2 separate regions of the Mus musculus genome follow, and region 1 is linked to region 2. Evidence: chromatin loops called from intact Hi-C (ENCODE). Cell type or tissue: heart. All regions are shown on one strand.

The links. Hi-C counts contacts between places; a loop is a spot of excess contacts. Peaks named below come from ENCODE experiments on the same cell type or tissue, not always from the same donor. Only the 100,000 strongest peaks of a DNase experiment are listed, where the experiment ranks them.
Region 1: it touches region 2 in a loop (4-fold over the local background); 9 of 42 quality-filtered maps call a loop at or near these places.

Annotation. Positions count from the first base shown.
Region 1 is chr6:72,158,803-72,166,802 of GRCm38, reverse strand. Gm38832 (a long non-coding RNA gene) reads right to left here and starts at 4,891. Exons shown (of 2, transcript XR_869176.3): 1 at 3,910-4,891. In heart, CTCF peaks have their summits at 1,712 (motif pointing right) and 7,197 (motif pointing right); DNase peaks (open chromatin) are centred at 1,742, 2,352 and 4,452; H3K4me3 peaks cover 786 bases; H3K27ac peaks cover 1,740 bases.
Region 2 is chr6:71,982,940-71,990,939 of GRCm38, reverse strand. No RefSeq gene overlaps it. Among named protein-coding and RNA genes, the nearest start is that of Gm26628, 23 kb to the right of the region's middle. RefSeq lists an enhancer at 1-1,607. In heart, no CTCF peak of the experiment used is centred here; DNase peaks (open chromatin) are centred at 189, 2,889 and 3,049; H3K4me3 peaks cover 219 bases; H3K27ac peaks cover 3,176 bases.

The DNA of each region.
Region 1 (8,000 bases), 180 kb before region 2:
CAACGACTCAATTAGATATAACCCATTACCAGCACAAGAAGCTCATTTGGTGACCAGAAATGTCCAGTTGGGGTTCCATCTCCCATTATTTGATCATTTCATTTAGATTTAGGACACTTCTATTGTGTTAGTTTCCCCATGACCCCTCAAATGGCTCTTAGTGCTATCAGTCTCTTCCCATATTCTTTCCCTTACTTCTTCTTTCCTCCTGTCCCCATTTTATCCTCCTGTTCCTGCCTCCCCTGTCCACTTATACTTACCTGTTTTATTTCTCCTTCCTAGGGACATCCCTCCCTCCCTCCCTGCTAGTCCCTTACTCTCTGCCAAACCTCTGTGGTTATCTGGATGGTAGCCTGCTTATTAAAGACTCAACAGCTAACATCACAAATAAACAAGCGTATGCCAAAGTTGTCTTTCTAGGTCTAGGTTACTTCATTCAGGATGATGTTTTTATTTCCTAATTTCATGACTTTATTTCTCTAATGGCTGAATGCATTCCATTATGTAAACTTATCACATTTAAAAATATATATTCATCCATTGGTGGACATCCAGGCTGTTTCCAATTTCTGGTTATTATGAATAGAGCAGCAATGAACATGGTTGAGCAAGTAATGTATAGTATAGTACCGTATAGTATGATATAGAATAGTACCGTATAGTATGGTATAGAATAGTATGGTATGGTAGCATGAAGTAGCCTTTAGGTAGATGTCCAAGAGTGGTATAGTTGGATCTTAGGTAGATCAGTCCCCATCTCCCTGAGGGTCACCACACTGATTTCCATAGTAGCTGTGCAAGTGTGCACTCCCACCAGCAGTGGAGGACTGACCCCTCCCTCCATGTCCTCACCAGCATCTGCTGTCACTTGTTTTATTGAACTTGATCATTGTGACTGGTATAAGATGAAATTTCAAAGTTGATTTGCATTTCTCTGATGACTAACAATACTGAACATTAAAGTACTTCTCAGCCATTTGTATTTCCTCTTTTGAGAATTTTCTGCTCATATATGTACCCCATTTTTAATTGGGTTGCTTGTTTTCTTGATGTCCAGTTTTTTCATTCTTTATACATTTTAGAGATATTAGCACTCTATTGTTGGTAAAAAAAAAATCTTTTCCCATTCTGTAGTCTATTACTTTGTCTGAGTTATGATGTCCCCTGCCACACAGTAGCTTTTCATGAGGTTCTATTTGTGAATTATGTTCTCAGTGTCTATGCTAATGGTGTTCAGTTCAGAATGTCTTCTTCTGTGTCAATGAGTTCAAAACTATTTTCTACTTTTTCTTCTATCAGGTTCAGTGTATCTGATTTTATGTTGAGGTCTTTGCTTCATATGGAGTTTGGGCAGTGTTGTAAATATAGATCTATGTGGATTCTTCTACGTGCAGACAGCCAGTTTGACCAGTACCATTTGTTGAAGAAGCTGGGCTTTTTGTTTGTTTGTTTGTTTGGGCTTTTTTGTTTTGTTTTCCTCCCAGTGTGTGGTTTGACCCATGGGAATTGATGTTCTTCCAGAAAGAGATGACAGAGAAACAAAGATCGGGGACAAAGGCATGAGAGGGGAAGAGGAGCCTCTAGCTAGGACATCAGATAGGAAATGCGCAGACGGAGCGGGAAGGTTCTGTGTGTGCTCCAGCTGCTGGAACCCTGCAACAGTCAGTCAGGGCTGGAAGCTCGGCACTAAGAACAGTACACACGGCTTCACGACACTAGGTGGCGCTGCGTACCGGCTCATGAGTAATAGTCACTGGTTTTCTTTTCAAAAGCGAAGTCCCAGTGAACAGGCTCTGCTGAGTGGAGAAACTGCCAGAGGGGCTGTGACTGGCTCCCGCGCACACCAGTGCTGATGCAAAGTTAGGCTCCTAACTCCTGTTCTTGGCTTTCAAAGAATCTAGATAAATGGCTAGCAGAATCCTGAGTCAGAAGGCAGCCTGAAGGATGCTGAGGCCCAGACCGCCAGCCCCAATCGGTTTTCAGTGTGGCCCAACAAGAAGTCAGATTTCTTGCATCCCCCTTCCCAGGACACTCAACGCCCAGGTCCCCATGGCTTCTTCTATCCGCAGTCACATTGTTGGTTTTTAACGATGGGTCAAGGGAATCTTCCACTAGTATTCCCCTGGGAGTCCAACTGCCTTTTGCCCTGACAATGATCTCAGTTTGGCCTGCAAAGTTTCAGCTGAGGTCATGCCTGAGCCTACATTTGTCAGTTTGGTTTGGTAAGATAAAGTGAGCCATGCCATGCTGTGCTTTGAGAAAGTATATCCTGTTGTGAGTTGACAGTGTGTGTCACTTCCTTCCCTCAGCAAGCTCACTCTGTCTGCACTGAGTTCCAGCCTCTTGCCTCCTGCCTCCTGTTGATCACCCCCTGGCCTGGGCTCAGACTTGCTGAAAATGGCGTTTTGTCCCATGGTTAATAGCTTTGATGTCTGAAGCTACTGCTGGCTTCCAGCCATAAGGCCTGACCCTGCGTCCAAAAGCTTTTATTAAAAGAAGAAATGGGATGGGAAAAAAACTGGTAGTGTGCTTGCTCTTTGAGTGTGAGGCTGGGAGTTCAGATCCCAGAACCCATGTAAATGCCAGATGGGCAATCCCAGCGTTGGGAAGGCAGACAGGGGTGCCCAGAGCAAGCCTGAAAGCTAGACTAACCAGTATTGGTGAGTTCTGGGGTCAACTGGGAGATGCTAACTCAGTGAGTTAAGTGATTAACTCGGAGATCAAGTGAGACTTAATGTCAATCTCAGGTGCACAAGTGTGCACACATGTACCAGCACACACACACGTACACACACACATACACACATACACACACACACACACACACACACACACACACACCCCAATCTACCTTAAACCTGCTTACTGCAGCTTTACATGTGAGTGTGTATGAGAGAGAGAGAGAGGGAGAGGGAGAGGGAGAGAGAAAGAGACAGAGACAGAGATAGAGGGGGACAATGCAGGAAGGATACAATGCATAGGCAGGTAGTTTTTCCTCTAAAGTCAGAGTTCCTGTGGGTGGCCCATCTTTCCTCCAGCATGGAATTTTCCTAGAGGAACCCTGATGCCGACGTCCTCATTACACTACCTTTGCTTAATTACGTTCCCCCTTCTAGATGGAAACTCTGGTACAAAGGGTCTGAGCCGGTGTTTTTGCCGCCTAGGGATTTGGCTGGCAGAGGACTGCAGGCACTGATGGTGGTTATTCTAATGGAGCAGGGCCGTATTTTTGAGAGCCCTACTGGGCACTAGGATACAGTCATGAGTACCTTCTGGAACTGTGTTTTGTTTGCACAAAATGGCATTAGCAGTGGAACGGCCTGTCAGGAGAGTCAGCCGGAGCCACAGAGATGGGTACCCTGGGGAGGGGCCTCCACTCGGTGTCAGGGCCACAGTCCCAGACCTGGAGGATTTAGTGTGTGTGTGAAAATGAAGCCATCATCAGTTCAATTTCAGTTCCCAGTTTTGGAAAACTTGAGGGTGCATTTTCCATGACGGATCACCTAGGGCCTTTATTCTACCTCAGTCAGAGCAAAGCCAAGTAGGGAAAAATGGACTCTTGAGTCAGCTGATGCTACATGGAAGGCCCTGCAAGGCGCAGGATGGTGATTCCTTAGATATGCTGACTTTGCATTGTGGCTTCTAGGACTAGTATTTAAACAAAACAAAACAAAACAAAACAAAACAAACATTTTTTCTCTCTCTCTCTTTGCTTACAATCATTTCCATCAATGCATGCTGGTGGAAGGTTTTGACTGCATGGTGGAGTAGCTTTTAAGCTACTGGGATGTTAATTTTTCCACTAAGGAATTTACCTAACTATTTCTGTATTCACACAGAGACACAACAAGTAAATAAATCCAAATAAGTGGGTTTCCCCCTTAACTCATTGAAATAAAGAATACTTACAGTGTGTCACCTTTCAGCAGCAGTCAAGACTGGACAACAAAAAGGGCAGCTCTCTGTCTCTGTAGGAAACTGGGACTCTGACAAAGAGGAACGAGACTGTGGGCATCCAACGTCCCATCATTCAAGCCGTGCCTCTCCCGGAAGAGGGAAGATCCTTCCTGGCTGTGGGGAGCTGAGCCAAAGCACAGTATGGGGATGGAGCACGAGAGGAGGTAGGGAGACCTGAACGTGGGGAACGCTTTGCCGAGTTTGAAGTCGCTTCAGCCTGAGATGGATGAGGTCAGGAGACCACTAAAAGTGACTCTGGGATAAATCTAAAAACTACAAAGTAGATATATGAATGAGTCGTATTGTCCAAAGACAACACCGGGACATCCGATCTGCTCAGGAATGGCTAGACTGCCTGTACCTTCCAGACAAACCATACATAGCAGGCTCCTGTGCACAGGAGGAAATGCTGGTCTGTGAATCAGGAAGTCAGCCAGATGCTTTCGCCATCCTTGTCAGCCTCGCTGTGATAAATAACACCGTGTCAGCAGAGCAGGGAGTTCAGCAGGCGAGCCAAGGTTCTGACCCTTCTGACCTCCCCAGATCACAGAACACAGTGTTCTCCAGCGGAGGACAAGTGACATGTGCTGGCCCGGGGCAGAAGTGGGGAAGGAAAAGCCACTGATAAGATACTCTATCTAATGAAACATCTTCCGTGTCAGTCCAAACTCCTGTAGGTTTTTGGTCTTTAATTTTGCTTATTGGAGTGTGTGTGTGTGTGTGTGTGTGTGTGTGTGTGTGTGTGTGCACATGTGTATGTGAAATATAAGGTATGGACTGTGCCTCCTCCAAATGTGTTGGGATAATCCAACGTGATGGTGAGAGTGTTGGAATGGGGTCAGAAGGTGTTTGGGGAAGCAATATTTGAATAGTTGAAGTAATATTGTCCTGGTTTCATTTCCGCTGCTGTAATAAAATATCCTGACAGAAAGCAACTCAGCAAGGAAAGGGGAAGTTAGGAGCGCTTCTTGCTCTTCCAGAGGCTGAAGTTCCATTTCAGGATCAATGCTGAACCTTGCACAACCATCTGTGACTCCCGCTCCAGGGAATCCAACACTGTCTTCTGGTCGCTATGAGCACCCCAACTCATGTTCACTTACAGCTGCCCCCCAAACCATAAATAAAAAATAAAATAAAAAGGCAGCCCCCCTACAGATATACACAAAGGCCAATCCCTTGTAGACAGGCTCACTGAGACGTTCACCCCAGGTGATTCTGTTTGTTGAGTTGACAAAGCTAAGCACCACACCACCTAAGAAGTAGAAACTCGGCTATCTCCTTGCCTTTAGATCTGAGCAAAATGGACTCCTTTTGTTTGTAAGCCTCCTTGTCCAAGGTACACCGCATAGACTAGGAGAGTGCGTGCATACAGATTATTGAGCATCATACTTGAGGAGCAGAAACACCTTTTATGGACCAATACTCTAAAGAGACAACTGGCTGCTTTAAAATGGCCAAGTCTGTACTACATACCTACCATCAAGCTTTATTGAATAAAAAAGGATGTTCCCCATAAAGACAGGAGTGTGATACAACTAGACTATATGTTCTGGTTTCTAAATCTGCTTTAAGGAGCTCATTACAACTGCCTGGAATAGGAAGCACCTTCCAGCCCAGGACTATTTGTCCTGGCTTTATTTCTGTTGCTGTGACAAAATGTCCCGGCCACCCCAGGTCAGACAATCCATTCCAGTGAAGTCAAAGCCTGCAAGAAGTGTTAGGCTCTGAAAGGCAGGGTGCACAACCTGTTTTGCAAACGTAAGCAATAATATGTTTCCCAAAACGTATGGCTGTGAGTCCAGCTATGAAATGGGTCCCTTCAGCTACTGATGGTTTCTTCTAAGACATTACTTACATTGCTAGGACAATTATGAATTAAAAAAAAGTAGCTGGGCGTGGTGGCGCACGCCTTTAATCCCAGCACTTGGGAGGCAGAGGCAGGCGGATTTCTGAGTTCGAGGTCAGCCTGGTCTACAAAGTGAGTTTCCAGGACAGCCAGGGCTATACAGAGAAACCCTGTCTCGAAAAACAAAAACAAAACAAAACAAAAAGTCTATGTATTGCTTATCTGGCATAAAAGGCCCCCTGAGCTAAGATTCTAGGCTTGAGCTCTTCATCATGTACCTATCTTAGAACACCCACTGTCTGTCTTTAAATCCCACCAAAGATATGAAGTCAAATATATATGCCCTGGGGCTGGTATGTAGCTCAGATGGTAGGGTGTGTGGCAAACATTCAGGAAGCCCTAGCTTTGATTTCCCAAACCTCATAAACCAGGCTTTAATCCTAGCATTTGGGAGGTGGATGCAGGAGACTCAAAAGTTTAAGAATATCCTTGGCTACATAGCAAGTCGGAGCCCACATCCTGAAGGACTTTGATAAGCAAGGCTTTATTACGGGTGCCTTACAGGGATTAGAGAGTCGGCAAACAGCGTATGGCTAGTTACAGATGAACATCAGAGTTCTCAGTTCCTTACAGCTAACAATTTCCTCTCACTCCCAATGGTCGGCTCCAGAAAATACCTTTCTGCTGCTGGTGCAGCAGTGCACACATGTGGACGTCAGACAACTTGGACAAGTACATTCTATCCTTTTGCTATGTGACGCCTGAGAATCAAACTCAGGTCCTCAGACTTGGGGCGCTCTCCTTGACTCACTAAGCCATCCTGCTGGCCTTGATAGGATCGTCTGATGGAAGTAACTGTCACTGTGGAGCTATGTTTCCGTTGGCCTACTGCTGTTACTCAGCCTTAACTGCCCCTCCCTGCACACAGCCATTCCAGCTGTCGTTCTGCTCCTACCGCTCTCTGCTCACTTAGGATGTGCCCTTGCTCAGCAACTTAGTCGTTTAGACTGACCTGTCATTAACGCCAACTTTTATGGGAACTGAATTTCTACAATGAGGCAAACAGTCCAGATAACAGAACTAAGTAGCAATATATTGCTCATTTGGGACATCCCAGTGTTTAGTGAGCAGTAGTTCTCTCTTCATACAGAATTCCATTTTCCGTGGTTTCAGTGCCCCTTGGATGACTACAGTAAGAAAACATTAAGTAGAAAATTCCAGAAAATAAATAATGCATCCATTTTAAGTAATTTTATATTATATTACCACAATTGCTCGTTATTATTAATCTCTGTTACTCTTTTAAAAAATAAGTTAGTTGTATTTTATGTTGATTAGTGTTTTGCTTGCAAGTTTGTTGTGTACCATGTGCATGTAGTCCCCATGGAGGCCTGAAGAGGGTAGAAGAGCCCCTGAAACTGGTGTTACAGACGTTGTGAGCCACCATATGGATAGTGGGGTAAGCAACCCTGGTCCTCTGAAAGAGCAAGAAACGCTTTTAACTGTTGAACCATCTCACCAGCCCCATCTAATTCTTCTGTTGTGACTGATTTTATAAGTCAGCTTTTTGTAACTTTAATTTTTTAAAAAAATATTTTTTAATGATGGTTCTTAAACATTTTAACCTTCCTTGTAGCCCACCACCCACCAGAAGTAGTGGAAAAGAAAGTAGATATGGGGAAATGGACCCATTTAGAAATGGTTCTTTGGAGCAACTCCCATCTGTGCTGTCTGGAAATTGGCAGTTCAGTTCAAAGGTTAGCAGACAGTGACAGCTCGATTGATCGATGCACAGATACACCAGCAGTCCAGTTGGGATAACAACACAAATCAACAGCAGTCCCCGGAAGTGGCAACAAACTGTAGCACACCACCAAAAGTGTTTTTGTGCATTTCTCTCTATGGAGTCCTGACAAATGCAGCTCAACTATGCAATGTAAGGCAGACCAATACATGCGTGTTGTTAGTAAAGAATCCTTCACGTGTCCTTTCACATGCTTACTTTAGCAGAACATCCTCACTCCTGTGTCTGCTCACTCCTGTGTCTGCTTCAGGGAAATGTTCCTCCATGAGTCTGCCTTAGCCTTTCACACCGGTGTCCACTTTAACAAAACGTCCCTTCATGTGTTTGCCCCAGCAAAACACCATCCAAATGACTGTCCAAAGAACCCTTAAGTTTCCACTTCAGCTTCGTCAT
Region 2 (8,000 bases):
CAGTGATTAGAGACAGGAGTTCAACAGATCCCTTGAAGCAACAAACCAGCAGGGACTGGAGCTCCCCCCAACCCCACCCCAGATTTGGGTTTCAACAGCTAGAAAGAAGAGCTTGTGACTACAGCTCTATCTTTCAGCAGCAGCCATGTGCCCATGTCCCAAACCACTCCCTTCGCAGACACCACTGTGGACCCTGATACCACAGAAGCAGTGATTCGGGCCAAGGATCTTGATGCAGTGCCGGCATGGGAAGGAAGGGACTTGCTGATGGACAACCAATGGGAAGGAAGGGACTTGCTGATGGACAACCAAGGTTAGATTGGCGCTCTGTGAGCTCAAACCCTAGCTGGGTGACGGGGCCAAGTTACATAATCACCCTTTGCCTTGACTGCAGCCACAGTAGAAAGTAATAAACCTTCCTGCCTTCGTAGGATGCTGGAAGGGTCTGACAAACAGGGAATAGAGAGATCAGCACAACGCCAGGCTCATGAGAATACACAGGATAAACACACCATGTTGTTACTGCCAGCACTACCCTTAGAGCCAGGTACATGGGTAACGGGGTCTCAGGCTAAGAATGGCCAACAGATGGCTCCTACAGTGACCAGGATTCCATCCCACAGTAGGAGTTCCTGGCCTGAGGGAAGAGAGTGCAATCTGCCAGGCCTAGGCAGCTGAGTGCCCCACAGCAAGGCGTTCTCGGAGCATTCCTGCTGGGCTTTGACATGGGGTGGCCAGTTGGTTCCTGGAATGTCCAAGAAAAACAAACTGGGTATTCTGAGTGAAATTGCAGCCTGGCGGCAGGCTGGGTCTGCTTTAAATTAAACACAGCATTTCTCGGATTCTTTTCATCTTCTTGCCACTGTGGGGTTCCAGAGACATTACCTCACCTCACTTTCCTGCTCTGAGGAGAGAAAACTGACAGGGTGTGAGGCTGGGGTCTTGGGAGGGAAGGCTGGAGAGCCTACTCTGTCTTAGGGCTGAGGTGCACAGAGCCATCCTCCCTCTCCGGGTTCAGCCTCCCATCCGGGCTGGAAGCAGGGGCTGTGCCAGGAGCAGAGAACACGGCCAGTATTTGGTATTTAGCAAAGGATTAGAACATTTTCAAAGTACACATCTCTCCTAGGAGTGCTTGGAAGAAGCTGTCTGTGGTTTTATGAGTCTTTTGACCATGGTGTGATATTTAGACTTGAGGTAGCCATGCACGCCAGCTCCTTGGCTGGCAGAGGGGCCCATTTCCCTGCTGGGCACTGTGGTTTAGGGTGGAGTTCCTTCTGGTTTTTGAAATTACTTTTAGCCAACTTATGGAGTCCCAGAAAATTCAGTGTTGGAGTTCAGCGCTCCTGCTGGGACTTCCCCTCAGGGAATAGACATCTGTGTCTTGCTTAGATCCTGAATCCTTTTGTTTATTCATTTATTTATAGTTTTCTTAAATGTAGAACAACTTGTAAGAGTCAGTTCTTTCTTTCTGTCATGTAGGAACTGGGGATAGAACTTGGGTCCTCAGGTTTGGCTGCAAGTGCCTTGACCTGCTGAGCCGTCTCACTGACCTTTTATTTATATTTTCACTTGTTTATAAAGTGATGTCCCCACTTCATAAGCTAGGAGTGGTAGGAAGTTCACTGTGTAATCAGGCCAGTTTCAAACTCCAGATTCCCCTGCCTTGGTGTCCCAAGTGCTAGGATTATAGGCTAGCACTTTAAAAAGGTGGAAGGGTGTCTCCCAAAGTTTCTTAGGTATACAAAACAGGAACTTCTTGGGCAGTCTTCCAGGAAGCAGGGATTTTTTCCCCCTTTTCTGGGATTTTTATGTGTGTGAGTGTATGTGTGAGCACATGAGTGTGTGAATGTGTGTGTCTGTGTATGAATGTGTGTATGTGTGAATGTGTGTGAGTGTATGTGTGTGTGGGTGTGTATCTGTGTATGAGTGTTTGTGAGTGTGTGTGTATACACCACATGTGTATGCAGGTATCTTTGGAGAACAGAAGAGTGTTGGACCCCCAGGAGCTGGAGTTAAAGGCAGTTGTTGGGTACTGGTAATGGAACTCAGAGCTTCCAGAAACTCAGGAAGCACACTTAACTGCTAAACCATTTCTCCAGCCCCACATAATTACTTTGTTTATAAAAGATGCTCCATTTTCCTGGGAGATTGTGACCATATGTGAAAATATCCTCCCAAATTCTCCTCTTAGGGATATGGTGTCTAAAAGATGGATATCACATGTGGTGTGGACAGAGGACACAGGTATTTTGTTGTTGCTGTTACTGGACTTTGGTTTGGTTTATTTTGGAGACAGGGACTCACTCTGTAGTTCAGGCTGGCCTCAAAGTCATGGCTATCCTTCTGCCTGAGCTCTCCTAGTGCTTACAGTAGATTACAGGCAGGAGCCACCATGCCCAGTTGGAGGATACAATTGAATTTGCCCACCCTGTTCATAGGATTAGCCACCAGAATTCCTGTCTTTCCTTTCTTTCTTTTTCTAGTTTGGCCTTAAGCTAGGCTTGTTCCCCAACTAGCACTTAATTTATATTTACCCTTTTATACTTTCTGTGTCTGCCACATGACTGGCTAGTTACCTCTCCTCAGTTTCATATGTCCAACTTTCTCCGAGTCTGGGTGGTGAATCTTCCCAAGCCTGACTCTTTCCTAGAGTTCGCCTCTCTCTGCTGGGTGTCCTGTCTATTCTCGGTTGCTTTGCTATTGGCCATTCAGATCTCTACTGACAGGTGAATTACACAGTGCACAAGAGCTGATTAGCCCTACAGGTTTTGCTTTTGGCACTGATGTACGTTAGCCTAAGTGTGTTTCTGGACAAGAGTGCTCTGTCAAACTCATTAAGGCTTGGCCTAGGCCCCATATCCAAGCGGACTTCAAATCACTTCTTACATTATCTTCAACTCCAGTCCTACCTCCTAGGCGAGCCATGCCCCTCTGATGCTGAGTGGAGGTGACTCCTTGTGTTGACTCCTTTCCTTCCTCCCCTCCACAGAGGTCAAGGAGGAGGAACTGGTAGAGGACAGTGGAGCATCTGTGCTCTTCATACGGGGTGGCGCTACAGGTCACTGTAGGTCCTCTATGAGCTGTTGTCTGGCCAACCTCATCCCAGAGGAGCAGAGAGGAGACCTGTGCCTCAGGCAGTGCAGCCTCCTGCCAGGCCTCTCCGTTATCTAGCTTTGCTCTCTGGTTTCTTCACATGCAGTCATCTGACACCTCAATTTCCACAGACAAGCCTGGAGTCACAAGTTGTCCCCTGGGATGCCTTGCATCAAAGTTTCAGCCAGAGTCTGAATTCCTAGTGAATGCTGAGCCGATAATAGTGCCCCATTTTCAGATGTAGAGTTCTGACCTGCTTTGTTTGTTTGTTTCATTGGTTGGTTTTTGCCTGTGTAGAAAGCTCAAGAAATCTACTGCTTTTCAGGGTAACATCAATCATCAGTTGCTTTCGACCATTTTTGGTCACACACACAGAGTCATACACAAATTTTTATGTCAACTCCATCTAAGCTAAAGTTGTCTGCCAGGAGAAAGCTCAATTGAGAAAATGCCTACATAAGACTGGGCTGTAGACAAGGCTGTAGGGCATTTTCTTAATTAGTAATTAATGAGGGTGAGCCCAGCCCATTGTGGGCGGGCCCACCCCTGGACTGCTGGTCCTGGGTTCTATAAGAAAGCAGGTTGAACAAGCTATGAAAAGCAAGCCAGTAAGCAGTGCCCTTCCATGGCCTCTGCATCAGCTCCTGCCTTCAGGTCCCTGTGTGTTTGAGTTCCTTTCCTGGTTTCCTTCAATAAGAACTGTGATATGGAAGTGTAAGTCAAATAAACCCTTCCTCTACAAGATTCTCTTTTTGGGGGGGTGGGTGTTGGGTGGGTTCAAGACAGGGTTTCTCTGTGTAGCCCTGGTTGTCCTGAAACTCACTCTGTAGACCAGGCTGGCCTTGAACTCAGAAATCTGCCTGCCTCTGCCTCCCAAGTGCTGGAATTAAAGGCATGCACCACCACTGCCTGGCATTTTATTTATTATATGTAAGTACACTGTACCTACCTGTCTTCAGACACTCCAGAAGAGGGTGTCAGATCTCGTTATGGATGGTTGTGAGCCACCATGTGGTTGCTGGAATTTGAACTCAGGACCTTTGGAAGAACAGTTAGTGCTCTTAACTGCTGAGCCATCTCTCCAGCCCTACAAGATTCTTTAGCCATGAAGTTTCATCACAGCAACAGAAACCCTAAGACAAAGACACGACACGCACACGCGCACACACACACACACACACACACACACAGAGAGAGAGAGAGAGAGAGAGAGAGAGAGAGAGAGAGAGAGAGAGAGAGAGAATGAGAATTAAAAGTATTGAGAAAATGCATACAGAAGATTGGGCCATACACAAGTCTGTAGAGCATTTTCTTAATTGGCAATTAATCATTACTTTTAATCATTCAATCCTCAGTTGCAATTTCTTTGACTGTAGCAACCAAACTCTTACATAACAATGGCCTTGTATTCCAATACAGTAAAGCTGAATAGTGTGCAATTGACTGTTACAATAAACACAGAGCAATTAATTTTTGGTAATTCATTGTACATCTCTATTTTTACGGTTTGAACAGGTCATGTTCCCCACAGGCTCAAATGTTGAGTACCTGGTCTTTAGCTAGTGATGCTATTTCCAGGGGCTTTAGCTAGAGGAAAGAGGTCCTTAGGTGTATACCTTTGAAAGTTATAACTGGATCTGGGTGCTTTCCTCTCTGCTTCCTGTCCACTGCAACGTGAGCCGCCTTCTCATCTTCATATGGCCAGCACTGGGATAGTCTGACTTACTGTAGACGAGGATCAATGGTGGCAAGGCCACAGGCTGAAATGGTAAGCCCAAACAAGCCTATATTCATTACCATTAGAAGAGCTATGACTAAGTATCTGACAGGGAGCAACTTAGGCTAGGAGTTTATTCTGGCTCACAGTATGAATAGTAGTGCCCATCGTGGGAAAGGCATTGAGAAAGTGCTTCCCTAAGATAGTGCTGTAGGCAAACCCGTTTCTTAATTAGTGACTCATACGGGAGGGTCCAGCCTATTGTTAGTGGGGTCACTCCTGGGCTGGTCCCGGGTTCTATAAGAAAAAAGATCCATCACGGTGAGGAGGGAACCAGTCTGGGTCATTGGGAGCCTGAACCTTCTCACTCACCTCTCCGTACATGAGGAAACAGAGAGCCATGAAGTGGCCACATCATCTCTTTTTCCTTTTCTCCCACCTCTCTCTCTCTCTCTCTCTCTCTCTCCCACCCTCTCTCTCTCTCTCTCTCTCTCTCTCACACACACACACACAGCACCCATAGATGTTAATCGTTGATTACAAAACTTAAAAAAATTTTAAAAAATTATTTATATATAAGTGCACACCAGAAGAGGACAACAGATTTTATTAGAGATGGTTATTGTTTTGGTTTGGTTTAGTTTGATTTTTCAAGACAGGGTTTTTCTGTATAGCCCTGGCTGTCCTGGAACTCACTCTGTAGACCAGGCTGGCTTTGAACTCAGAAATCTGCCTGCCTCTGCCTCCCAAGTGCTGGGACTAAAGGCGTGCACCACCACTGCCTGGTGAGATGGTTATTGTTTTATTAAAAAAGCCAGGATATGTTTGATTGAGGTGTGGTATGGTGAGGTGGGAGGGGTGCCTCAGTGAGCCCATGCCAAGTTATCCCTTCCCCCTGAGGTAACAGCCGTGAGACAGATGTAGTATGGAATAGTTTATTTAGGGCATGGAAAGGGGAGTTGGGAAGAGAGTAGAGAGAGGGGTGGGAGAGGAGGAAGGGTAGAGAGGGATTAAGGGTTCAGAGAGAGAAAGGAGTCAGAGAGAAAAAGAGAGTAGATGGAGGAAGGGACAAATAGTCCCTTTTATAGTAAGCCAGGCATACCTGGCTCTTGCCAGGTAACTGTGGGGTAGAGCCTAGAAGGAATGTTAACAGTTATGAGTTACCGTATGGAGCCATCTCGCCACCCTCTGATTACAAAACTTTTTAATATACATTTTTTTCTAAAAGTCTTCCTTAATTACATAAGCATATTAAACAAAGCAAGCAAACATCAAGTTTCAAGAGAACAGAAAGTTAATAGTATGATAAAATCAGTTTTCTTTTAACTCAAGATTGGTGTCATGAAGCTTTGCAGTTATAGAAGTACTAGACAGCACAGCTGTTTATGAGTTTGGTCCAGAGTTAGTTGTCAAGAAGCTATTTCCTGGTACGTGTTATTTCAAGCTTTTCCTGTATTATTTTATCAATCTGTCATGATAGACACCTAGTTTCTCTATGAGAAGTCCAACCTCTCAGTCCTTTGTTCAAGTTTTCCCTTTCCTCCTTTATTTTCCTTTCCTATTAGACAGGCTCTTCGACCTAATCATAAAGCCAATATCCTTTCCTTTGACTTTTTCAAATACCATGCAGCCTTTTCAGTAGCATGCCAACATTTAGGCAAGGGCAGTGCATCTTTTTATCTTTCTGTAATAGCAGGAAGCCAGACGCTGAGCCAAGGTGTTCTCCATGTCTGTCATGAATCCTTGTTTCAACATGATCCCTCTTTATCACAACTGTAAACTCCTGTAAAAGGTAAGAGAACATCAGAATTCTGCCTACCAGAACCATCTGTCCTGCCTTCAAGAAGGCACCAAAGCGCATCATCAATTAATCAAAATCCTTCTCCTGCCCATAACAGTGTGTGTGTGTGTGTGGGTGGGTGTCCCTCATTTCCTGTGTGTAAGGCTGAACATGCACAGAGAGTAGCATGGGGCCCTGTCTTAGTCAGGGTTTCTATTCCTGCACAAACATCATGACCAAGAAGCAAGTTGGGGAGGAAAGGGTTTATTCGGCTTACACTTCCATGCTGCTGTTCATCACCAAAGGAAGTCAGAACTGGAACTCAAGCAGGTCAGGGAGCAGGAGCTGATGCAGAGGTCATGGAGGGATGTTACTGGCTTGCCTCTCCTGTCTTGCTCAGCTTGCTCTCTTATAAAACTCAAGACTACCAGCCCAGAGATGGTCCCACCCACAAGGGGCCTTTCCCTCTTGATCACTAATTGAGAAGATGTCTTACAGCTGGATCTCATGGAGGCATTTCCTCAACTGAAGCTCCTTTCTCTGTGGTAACTCTGTGTCAAGTTGACACAAAACTAGCCAGTACAGGCCCTAATGATTCAACTGTAATTTGTAATCTACCAACTCCTAGAATTTCCCTGTATTTTTCTTAATGATTTTTTTCAGACCCTGTATCTCATTACTAAGACCATTTATGATCTAAATGTACACCTGCATGTCAGAAGGTGGCATCAGATTCCAGAATAGATGGTTGTGAGCCACCATATGATTGCTGGGTATTGAATTCAAGATCTCTGGAAGAGCTGACAATGCTCTTGACTGCTGGGCCATTTCTCCAGCCCACAAATAATTCATTAAAATAGACAAACAGAAACACACCAATAAAAACAAAAGGCAGTGAAGCAGGGGTTGGGGGGACGGCTCTGTTGGTAAAGTGTTTGCCATGTACTCTGGAGGACTCTCAGGAATCAGATAAAAAGCCTCAGTGTGGTGGTGTGTTCCTGTAAATCCAGCACTGGGGAGGCTGACACAGGCAAAGCCCTGGTGCTCACTGGCCAGCCAGAAAAGGAATGAGCCACTCTTTAGAAGCATTCTATTTTTAGGGAACCCATTTGATATATGGAGAGGTCAATGGGGGAAGGGATTCATCTCACAAAAGCACGCACAGCCTGAAGTGAAATTTCTGGTTTCTTTCGAGACTCAGTTGTGTCATGTGATTTTTTTTCCCTGGAAACAGTCTTATGAGAGGATGTTTTTTCCTGAAGCAGACACAGGGGAGGATGTTTTACTAAGAACAGACATGTGGTGTTTTTCTGGAAGCAGCCAGAAAAAGGGGCATGTGATGTTTTGCTAGAGTGGATGCTTGAGAGAACATGCGATGTTTGGGAAGGATATAAGTATGACCCAATAGAC